Regions from separate parts of the Homo sapiens genome. Here regions 1 and 3 are each linked to region 2. Evidence: chromatin contacts called from ENCODE Hi-C or POLR2A ChIA-PET data. All regions are on one chromosome and are shown on one strand. Each heading gives the region's core, a stretch centred on a gene start or an enhancer-like site at or near the end of the contact. The rest is flanking DNA. Distances are from core to core; before and after follow the strand shown.

Region 1 (3,793 bases), core at 131-2,630, 300 kb before region 2:
AAAAGAAAGCAAAATGTAGAGATAGGTGTATATATATGGTACCATTTATGTAAAAAAGATACACCCGTATTTCATACACATAAATGAGTATGTATATGCTTGAAAAGGTATATAGTATCCCTGAAAGATATAAAATGCAGTTGTAAAAATAATTGCTTCCTATCAGGGCAATGGTTATGGCTGAGATAAAAGTGGAAACAATTTGACTTCACTATGTATCTTTTAAAGTTTGCACCACGTGTTTCATGTGTATATATTACCTATTCAAAACTTAAATATACACAAGCACAGAGCAAACTGTGAATCTGCCTATCTCTAACTAACTCCTCCACCTTGAAAGTCCAGTCTCCAAACAAAATAATATTAAAAACAAAGTTAATTTCTGTTCCTTATCTGCTTAAAATCTTCCAGTGGTTTTGCATCAAACTCAGAGCAAAAGCCTGCCCTCTGACCCCTCGGCCCTCCTTTCTTACTATTCTCCCCTTAACTCACTCTGCCTCTGCTACACTGGCATTTTGGCTGCTCATGGAATAGGTTAGGCACTCTTCTGCCTGTCTTTGCATTTGCTGTTCCAACTGACTGGAATGGCAGCTCACTCCTTCCTGTCCTTTAGGATTCTGCTCAAACATTTCCGTGATGTGTTTGTCGATCATCTCATTTAATACTAACGCGCTCCCACTCCTTATCGTCCTTCCTTGTTTTATTTTCTTTTATAGCACTACCCCGCGTCTGCTGTACTATGTGTTTAAAAGTTTGTTTACTGTTTCTCTCCCTTAATTAGGATGCTCCAAAAAAGAGGGCTTCTGGGGCATACAGTGACACGTGCATGTACTCTATGAGAACAGAAATGAAAATTCCAATACCACTGGTGTTCAAAACACTCATACCACAAGGTCAGGACCAAGAAAAGCCACTCTCCGACCTGATGGTGTGATGGTTATACCACGTCAATAAAATCAGAAGATCGCCTACATCCTAAGAATAGCCAGAGAATACAACGTTCAATTCGAAACTTTTCTTTTGTAAACAGCAGTGGAAACCGGCGTGGGAAGCGCACCGAACACATGCTTCAGAGGCTGGGATCTCGGTCCTGGACGCCCGCGCTCTACGCAGCGCGGAAGCGGCGGGGCAGTCAGCCTAGCCACCTTCGGAACTCTCCACGCCTGATCCCGTTCCCCGGAGCCCGCGGCCGTTACCTTGGTGCCTCCGAGCCGTAACACTTCCTCCAGGGAGAACCCATTCTCGGCTTCACTAGTATTATCCTCATCCTCCTCGTCCGGATCTTCTACTGCCTCCTCGGGGCGCCAAGGCCGCTTGGCATGGAACTCCAAAGGCTCCTTGACTGCGGCCATGGCGGGCAAAGCATACGCGCGTGAAACTCAGCCTATTTCCGCTCTGCCAGTGGCGTAATTCCTGTCGGGGCGTGTCTTCTCCCGGAAATGGTCTAAGCCCCAGCTCCTGGCGGAGCGAGCTAGCCTGCGAATTTCAGCATGAGTGTACTGCTGAGGTCAGGTTTGGGGCCGTTGTGTGCCGTGGCGCGCGCAGGTAAGCGTCAGTCCCCTCGAAGCCCGGTTGCCGTGGAAGCCGCGTGGGGCGCCTTCCTCAGCTCTTCAGTTGAGGGTACCGGGGGATCAAGGGCTCGGGGGCTCACTTCCACCTTGAAGGTACCCTGGGCTGGAAACGGGTCCGGTACAAACGCAATAGGGCTGCGTAGTCGTGGGCAAGTGGGTGCTGTCTCTGCGCCCCGTGGGCGTGCTAAGCACAGTAGCCCGCGGTCTGCGGTGGGGCGAGGTTAAGGGTTCACGAAGCTGTTTTGAAAACGCTCAGGCGGCTTGCGCTCGTGAATGGTCAGATTTATCATGGGGTCTGTTTAATTTGTGTTTTTCGCAGCCATTCCTTTTATTTGGAGAGGGAAATACTTCAGCTCCGGGAATGAGCCTGCAGAAAACCCGGTGACGCCGATGCTGCGGCATCTTATGTACAAAATAAAGTCTACTGGTCCCATCACTGTGGCCGAGTACATGAAGGAGGTGTTGACTAATCCAGCCAAGGTATGGGTCGGGTAGCCCGAGGACTAGGCCCTCTCTAGCCGATTTGCGAGGTGCAAGCCAGGAGGGAGAAGCCCGAAGGTTCTCAGCCCAGGCAGTGGGGGTGCCTGCCAGGGGAAGAGCCATTTCTGAGGACCTGGGGACAGATAATTTGTCAGTTGGTCAGGGCTGGCTCACGTCAGAGGCAGTGCCAGTAAAGAGGAGAGGACACGGTCCAAGGGTGTTTAGGAGACAGAATGTAGCTGATTGGATTTATGATGCGGGAAGGATGACTTTCCTACTTGGCTGATGGTGGGTGGTGTGGATTCATTGCTTTGGGAGAAGGAATACGGGAGGAAGGATGGAGAGTTCAGGCTGGTATATGAATTTGAAGTGTGTGGGACTCTTAGGTAGAAATCTCCAACAGGCAGCTGGAAATAGGAATTACTGCCTGGAAAGTCGTCTGTGTTGGAATGGCTTCAGCTGGCATTGGAGACATGTGCTGGGTTTTCTCACATGTGCAGTTGAGAATGCAGTCTGGGTCGTCTTCACTGTTCTAGGATTAGGCACAGTCACAGCTTTCTGACCCACGTTTCCTTGTCTGTTCTACAGAGCCATTTGGTGAAAGCCTATAGTCCTTTATTTTAGAATATTTCATCTTTTGCTGGGTTGAAATATGACCTCTGTGGAATTCTGGGGTTAGATTGGCCATTGTTGTTGGATATGGTAGTGTGACTCTAGTGTCGAGGTTTACCCAAGGCCGGTATCTTTCTTTCGATGCCGGTTAGGCAGGGCTGCAAGATAGGTGGCTTAGACTAGTGTGGTGGTACTAGAAATAGAAGAGGGTGATTTAGAAAGGGACTGACAGGATTTGCCGATGGATTGAGTGATGGAACGGAGGAATCAAGGCTGATTCGTACTTTTAGCTTGAGCAGTTGGGTGATGATGGTACCTTTTATTGAGATTAAGACAGACAGGACCAGGTTTGGAGGAGTACTAGGGAGAGGGCCTACACCAGGAGCTGCATTTTATACATATTTTGTTAGCAGTGACATGCAGGTGGAGATAGAAAGTAGGCAATTCGCTGTAAGAGTCTGGCGTTCAGGGCCGGACGTGGCGGCTCACGCCTGTAATCCCAGCACTTTGGGAGGCCAAGGCGGGTGGATCACGAGGTCAGGAGTTTGAGACCAGCCTGACCAACTTGGTGAAACCCCGTCTCTATTAAAAATACAAAAATTAGCCGGGCGTGGTGGCTTGTGCCTGTAATCCCAGCTAGTCAGGAGGCAGGAGAATCGCTTGAACCCGGGACGCAGAGGTTGCAGTGAGCCTAGATTTCGCCATTGCACTCCAGCCTGGGCAACAGAGCGAGACTCTGTCTCAAAAAAAAAAAAAAAAAAAGTGAGCCTGGTGTTCAGAAGAAAGACTGGGCAGGCATATATACATTTGCTCGTCATCAGCATATAGGTCATATTTAAAGCCAAGGAACCAGGGAGAACATACTGAGAGAAAGGAAGGTTTCCCAGCATTGAGAGTAGGGGTAACTCTAAAATGTAGAGGCTCTTAACCTAGGGACCCTTTAATAGAAATCAGGGGTTTCATGAAGCTGGATGGAAAAAATATTATACCTTTATTTTCACTAACTTTCAACTGAAATTTAGCATTTCTTCAATTATGAACATACGCAGCAACTAGTAGCATCAGCAATACCTGTGACTTTGTCATCTGTGGAAATCATTGGTATTTCCTTATCACAATACAGTGATCAC
Region 2 (3,519 bases), core at 456-2,955:
TGACTGCTTCTGGCTTATATAACCAAAATTGCATAAGGATACATCCCCATGTAGCTATAAAATTAAAAATTGTTTTTAATGATCTAGTAGCCGATAACTCAGGTTTAATTTTGTTGAAAGCAAAAAATTTAAAACAACCCTGTCTATCAAAGGGATGTGTTATGCAGTCAGTAGAATTATTCATTTTTTGGTTTCTGGGAAAATATTAAAAAATCATGCTTATCCTTGAAGTCTTCATCTAGTATGAAATGACTATTAATTTTATCTGGTACTCTTAAAGGCATTCCTTTTAATCCAATATGTTTAGAAAGTGTTGGAAAATAGAAATATTGTTCATTTCAATACAATTTTACCAATATAGTATTTTTTCAAATGCTTTTGACTTCTCACATGTTTTAGAAATATAGAATGAAAACATTTAGTTTATTCAATTTATGAAACACATCTTCCATTTGCCCTAATTGCCAAAGGTAGTTCCCTTTGTTAAATAAATTAACCAATTTGGACTTACTTTATGTTATAAAAAGTTATATTTCATTTTTATTACAATACAGTGATAAATTTATTGTATTTCATATTTTATAAAGTATACCAAACAATAAATTATATATTTATCATGTAGATGACAAATATCATGTCAAGATTAAACTGCTGTAGGTCACTATAGTTTCTATCTTATAAGAAAAAGATAAATCAATATTCTGTTTCACGTTAATTTATTATAAAGCAAGATAATGTTTAGCCAAATTTATTACATTTTTAAGGAAGTAATAAATATGATAGAAAGCAGGAAATTCCTTCTGTGTATGGATATGTATTGAAGCTTTTTCTCATTATATTTTTAATTCCCTCTTATTTTTTAAAATATTAAAACCATATTTATATGTTGTATTATAATTCTACTAGGTAATGAATTTGCATATCTCATCCTGTTTTATTTTTCTCTGACTCTTACTCATGGTGTCTTACTTCTATTTCTGTTTTGTGATTTTTTATTGTAAGCTCATATTGGCTGTAATTCTATCAGTGGGAAATTTTTGAGGCTGGATTTGGGCATACATTCTTCTAGGAAGGATTTTTGTTGCTTCTGCAAGGTACCTATGGGCATTAAATCTGAGTCCATTTTAAATTAGGCATTAAAGCATGGTCCATCTTAAATTGTACGTCTCTATTTTTAATTTTCAGAATTATTGCAAATAGTATAGATCTAACATGTATATGAAGGCTGGCTTGTGTCCATGTATTCACTGGGGACAAAAAAAAAAAAAAACAAAACCGGCCGGGCGCGGTGGCTCACGTCTGTAATCCCAGCACTTTGGGAAGCCGAGGCGGGCGGATCACGAGGTCAGGAGATCGAGACTATCCTTGCTAACGTTGTGAAACCCCGTCTCTACTAAAAATACAAAAAATTAGCCGGGCGCAGTGGCAGGTGCCTGTAGTCGCATCTACTCCGGAGGCTGAGGCAGGAGAATGGCGTGAATCCGGGAGGCGGAGCTTGCAGTGAGCCGAGATTGCACCACTGCACTCCGGCACAGGCGACAGAGCGAGACTCCGTCTCAAAAACAAAACAAAACAAAACTCCCCTCACCTCCAGGTCCTAGGCAATATTCCTTATTGTCTGCTTGTGCATGAAGGGGTCTTCCACCTTGTTCCACCTTTCTCTGAAGGCATATTTCTTCCTGGGTCTCACTTTTTGTATATAGTAATCTTACTTATGGCGCCTCTTCCTGCCCTGTTTGAAGGCTGTTTTTTTTTTTCAGCGCCCTCTACAGGCCAAAGACCTAATTCCTCTGGATTCATACACCTACCCAGACTGCCCATAGTTTCAATTCTCAATTGTCTATCTGGTCTGTTGTTCCTGATCTTAGTGAATTTTCCTTTCATTCTTACAGATTTGTGTAACAATTTGGAATAAACTTTAAAAAATTATTTTATAGAAAATATATATTATCTAGCACCCTTGTATGTCAGGATCCCTACTATGCTGTATTGCCAGAACCAGAAATCTTAGATGTAAATTTTGTCCATGTTTAGACAGTAGCAAGTGTTACCATGAATAGTTTGACTAGTGGATTTTATTTTGCATTTTTAGATTTTTATGTACAACTTTCCTCAATAGCCTGGTTAAAATATCCTTAGGAAGAAAATAGAAAAAAGATTCCTGGAAGTACAAAATGATGCGTTGAAAACTTTCTGATTTGGACTTAGGCCAATTATTTTAGTCCTAACTTCCTGTCTGCAGTGAATGGTCCAGGGATGGGGATGTGATTTAAGCAGGCCAAGCCGAGTCCTTCTGTGGGATTTTAGAAAGAACACTAGGAAAGAGAAAAATATTCTCCTTTTCTTGCATCTTGAACTGCAAGGATGGGCTTTTCAATCTGCAGGTGATTGCATCCTTTGAAAGCCTGTTTGCATAGCAGACAATGAAGCTGAGCAGAGAAAAACAAGATGAGAGACAGATGGAGTAGGAGACCTGAGAAGATGGCTTGAGTCCATGAATTCTGGTGTTCCCTAGGCCACATTTGCCCCCATCCTTCCCAGGTATGTGAATCAATAACAACTTCCTCCATTTATTTGTTTATAATTTTTTTTCGCTTAAGCTGTTTTGAATTGAATTTCTGTGACTTGTAATAAAAAAGCCCTAACCAGTAGAGCTCACAGTCAAAATATAGAAAGGGGCATCTGCCTGTAGTCCCAGCTACTTGGGAGGCTGAGGTGGGAGGATTGGCTGAGTTTGGGAGGTCGAGGCTGCAGTGAGCTACGATTGCACTACTGCACTCCAGCCTGAGCGACAGAGTGAGACCCTGTCTTTATAAAAATCACCAAAAAGAAAAAAAAAAAAGAGAACCAGATAGAGTGATATGCAGTGGTGGGTTAAGTGCTAACAGAGGTATTGGGAAAGGCCTGTGGAAACAACTAGCCAGACGAGAGATTGGGGCTGATGATACCATTTGATATAGTCTTGAAAGAAGACTCAGAGAGCTCCATACAGAATGCGAAGGCAGACTCTGAAGGCAGAGAAAACAATTGAGACAAAGGACTCAAAATGTAGAATGGTATGATATATAAAAGATAGCACTGGTGGAGCATGGAATATTTAGTATTTAGATTAGTTGAAAAATCAGAACTTTTGATATCAAACAATTGCTATTAGGAGAACCCAAAGTTGTCCTGAAGTATAAAGAGTTTTCTCCACTCTGCTTCACGTTCTTTAAGCGGAGTATTTTTGGCAGTAAAACAACTATGCTGAGTTGGTGCTAGGAGCTGTACAGATGCTGTTTCAAACTGTAGGTGTTCGGGGCCTCGTTTAAGAGTATCTTGGAACACAATAGATATCTAGTTAATTTCAAGAATTGTACAGGGGAAAATGAATTATCATGGAGCCACTTGGAATTGGTCCTCATCAGCCTTAGTATTTTCCTATATTCTCCTTGAAATATCAAAGCAAAACAAGATGTGGCTTTATAACTGGTTGATTGAGAAATCGCCCCTCAATGGAATATAAATACAAAATGATTT
Region 3 (3,324 bases), core at 166-2,665, 320 kb after region 2:
AAACAGGCAAACACACAGGTAACTCCTTCCTCTATCACCTGCCCCAGGCACCAACATCAGTGTTGCTAGGCCTAAGACATAGATAGGATGGAGAGAGATGAGACCAACACTGTAACAATCAGACAAGACTACAAATCACTGAGTCATGCTAAATGTATTTGATGCACTGAGATACCTTTTTATTTATTTTATTTTATTTTTTATTTATTTATTTAATTTTTGAGACAGAGTCTTGCTCTGTTGCCCAGGCTGGAGTGCAGTGGCGCAATCTTAGCTCACTGCAATCGCCGCCTCCTGGGTTCAAGCAATTCTCCTGCCTCAGCATTCCAAGTAGCTGGATTACAGGCAACTGCCACCACGTCTGGCTAATTTTTGTATTTTTATTAGAGATGGGGTTCCACCATGTTGGCCAGGCTTGTCTTCAGCTCCTGACCTAAAATGACCCACCCCCCTCGGCCTCCCAAAGTGCTGGGATTACAGGCGTGAGCCACTGCGCCTGAGATACTGTTAAAACTCAGTTTTACATTTTCCCCTCCAGCTAGTGTGTCTAAGGTAGACACTGGTCAAAACTGTTGATATTCATTATTTGGAAATATAAAAGCAGTCGGTGCTTGTCTTTTCCTGATGTGGCGCATTTCTCAACCAAGCCTGCCTGTTATACTCTCTGTACAACCCTGGCCAAATTCTTTAACCTCCTGAACTGCCTTCCTATTCTGAAGATCAACCCATCTCACAGCACTGCAGGTTAAGAAAGCTCCTGCACAAAACCCTTAAATGTTAGTTCCCTGGCACCGAGAAGTAGGTGGGAAGTTGGCTTAGCCAGAGAAGTAGTAAATTATCTATTCTACCCTTTTGTAGACATTAACTACATTGCTAGAGAAAGAGAACATGCCCTCTTGTTCTTTTTCCTCCTACCGGTCACAGCTTAAATGTCACTTTCTCAGGGAGGTCTGTCTTGGCCACCCTACCCAAAGAAGGTGGTGTCCTGTTTTATTCTTTAGTACATTTCCTGTTATTTCCTCCGCAGTCCTAATCAGGACGTGAGCTTAGTAATTAACTTACTTGTCAAGTTGTTTCTTATCTCCATGCTGCCCCTGTTACATTACCCGAGGTCAGGCCCCTCTCTGTTTTCTCCCTCTTGTATTTCCAGTGCCTTTAAATTTGTACCACTTAAATGTGGTAAATCTTGTTCCTGAAGGTTCCAGGGCCTTGACTTGCATGTTCTTTTCCCTTATTTAAAGAATCTGAAATAAATTATCTACTTAGTTTGGTCCTTCCTGTGGCTGTTTGCTTGCTTTGGCAGAGTGAAAGTGAAATGTATTTTAATTTTTTTTTAACTTTACAGAAGCCATTAATATAAACCACAGAAATGGTGAGTTTCAATACCTGAAGTTCTGTGAATAATTACTGGGTGGAGCTATTCACACAGGCAATTTTCTGCTTTCCCCATGAGATAAAACCCCAAAAATGTGTTACTATAGCAGCCTGTTTCCTTACTGAGACAGAAACAAAGCAACCTATGAATTAACGTCAACCATTCCCCTGTACTGTGTATCCTCCCAGTTCTTAGTCTCAATGTGCCAGCAGATACACCAAATGTTGGGTTAGTGAAATGTCTGACACCTACACATGTGGAATAAAACGTGCATGTACACAAACTATAATTTAGCAGTATCAGTAGTAACTGCAAACTGAAAAAACAAAAAGGAAGTTGCATTTAAACATAGTGGTGGGCAGTCACCTCAACAGCATTGGGAAAGGGCTGTGCCCTAATTTGGGAAAATTTTCTCATTTTCCTGTTGACTTTGGCCCAGCAAAACGAATGGATTCCATTGGGATGCTCCCTGGTGAAAATCCTACCATCCTGAGCAAATTCAATGGCCAGCTCATGTCCAGTTCCTGTCATTAGTCAGGTTTCACATGAACAAGTGTGGTTTTCCAGAGCTAAGTACTTTCCACAGACAAAGCACCATAAAGCCACTTCTGTGACAGTGAAGTGAAGGCAGTGACATGTGGAACCCTTGTGGAATCTAGAGAAAGGGCTCAGAAAGCCCCCTATGCACCCATGGCTGGGCTCCCAAGAGGCCCCATCTAGTCCAAGATGGTTTCTCAGAAGCACTGAATCCAGAAGGCCATTTAGTAAGCAAAGTCATTTCTCATGGCATTGGTCCCTTTAGAAGCATCCTCCAGGTATGTCCAATGGGAGAGGACATGGTGGGACTGACTTAGAGAGACCCAAGTAGAAACTGCCTTTGGGCGGGGTCCAGTGGCTCCAGCCTGTAATCCCAACACTTTGGGAGGCCAAGGTGGGAGGATCACTTAGGCCCAAGAGTTCAAGGCCAGCCTGGCCAACATAGTGAGAACTTGTCTCTACAAAAATTTTTTTAAAAAGTTAGCCAGGTGTGGTGGCACATGTCTGTGACCCCAGCCACTCAGGAGGCTGAGGCAGGAGGATCGCTTGAGCCCAGGAGGTCGAGGCTACAGTGATCTGAGATCATGCCACTGCCCTTCAGCCTGGGTGACAGAGCGAGACCTCCATCTCTAAAACGCAAACAAACAGACAAACAAAAAACCCAAACCTGCCTCTGAAGAGCAGATCTTTGCTCCTCAAAGTGAGCCAGGACCCACAGCATTACATTTCTGATGCAAAGCCGCAGGCCCACGCCAGACCTGCCGACTGAGAAACTGCATGTTCACAAAAACCCACAAGAGTCATGAGCCTAGTGAAAGATGAGGCACACTTGCTGATTTTGTAGATGCTCAAAATAAACTTTGTAGAAAAATAGGCCTGGCAAATATGAGCTCATGGAGGAGAGGAATGGTGCTTTACTCTTTTTTTTTTTTTTTTTTTTGAGAGGAGTCTCCCTCTGTTGCCCAGGCTGGAGTGCAGTGGCGCAATCTTGGCTCACTGCAAGCTCCGCCTCCTGGGTTCACGCCATTCTCCTGCCTCAGCCTCCTGAGTAGCTGGGACTACAGGTGCCTGCCACCACGCCTGGCTAATTTTTTCTATTTTTAGTAGAGATGGGGTTTCACCATGTTAACCAGGATAGTCTCGGTCTTCTGATCTCGTTATCAGCCCGCCTCTGCCTCCCAAAGTGCTGGGAGTACAGGCATGAGCCACCGCGCCCGGCCACTTTACTCATTTTTTAACTACCAGTGCCTGTAGAAAACTAAGCATATGAAATATGAGTTGAACAAATGAGTGGATAAAGTGAGGGATTACTGCACTGTGTGGACACTGTCCTGGGCCACACAGAGCCCCTTTTAGCCATTCATCTCATCTACCATCTCCGACTCCCCATGTCCCGTGACACAGGATATCCA

Evidence for each region. A loop is a pair of places that touch in the nucleus more often than their neighbours do. ChIA-PET counts read pairs that join two places held with the same protein, here RNA polymerase II (POLR2A). Pooled maps may share reads with other maps.
Region 1: a pooled map shows a loop between it and region 2 (5-fold over the local background). The contact joins the promoter of CEBPZ here to the enhancer-like site in region 2. A Hi-C loop is called at or near these places in 5 of 50 pooled maps. POLR2A ChIA-PET finds 5 or more read pairs at or near these places in 2 of 52 experiments (GM12878 and H1).
Region 3: a loop to region 2 is called in a pooled map, with 2.3 times the contacts of the local background. The contact joins two enhancer-like sites. A Hi-C loop is called at or near these places in 2 of 50 pooled maps. POLR2A ChIA-PET finds 5 or more read pairs at or near these places in 2 of 52 experiments (Caco-2 and activated CD4-positive, alpha-beta T cell).

What each region holds. Positions count from the first base shown.
Region 1 is chr2:37,230,216-37,234,008 of GRCh38, forward strand. CEBPZ (CCAAT enhancer binding protein zeta) reads right to left here and starts at 1,381. Exons shown (of 16, transcript NM_005760.3): 1 at 1,197-1,381. The coding sequence starts at 1,352. NDUFAF7 (NADH:ubiquinone oxidoreductase complex assembly factor 7) reads left to right here and starts at 1,443. Exons shown (of 10, transcript NM_144736.5): 1 at 1,443-1,545; 2 at 1,891-2,051. The coding sequence starts at 1,491. RefSeq lists enhancers at 726-1,925, 883-1,332.
Region 2 is chr2:37,534,611-37,538,129 of GRCh38, forward strand. No RefSeq gene overlaps it. Among named protein-coding and RNA genes, the nearest start is that of LINC03063, 26 kb to the right of the region's middle. RefSeq lists an enhancer at 1,601-1,840. Within about 2 kb of position 1,706, at least 15 of the 41 ENCODE cell types and tissues checked have a DNase peak (open chromatin) inside an H3K27ac peak, as active enhancers do; they include GM12878, where a contact is called at or near this core.
Region 3 is chr2:37,850,601-37,853,924 of GRCh38, forward strand. All of the region lies in intron 2 of PIRAT1 (PU.1 (SPI1) induced regulator of S100A8 and S100A9 alarmin transcription 1), which reads right to left. Among named protein-coding and RNA genes, the nearest start is that of PIRAT1, 24 kb to the right of the region's middle. RefSeq lists a silencer at 3,084-3,133. Within about 2 kb of position 1,416, at least 6 of the 41 ENCODE cell types and tissues checked have a DNase peak (open chromatin) inside an H3K27ac peak, as active enhancers do.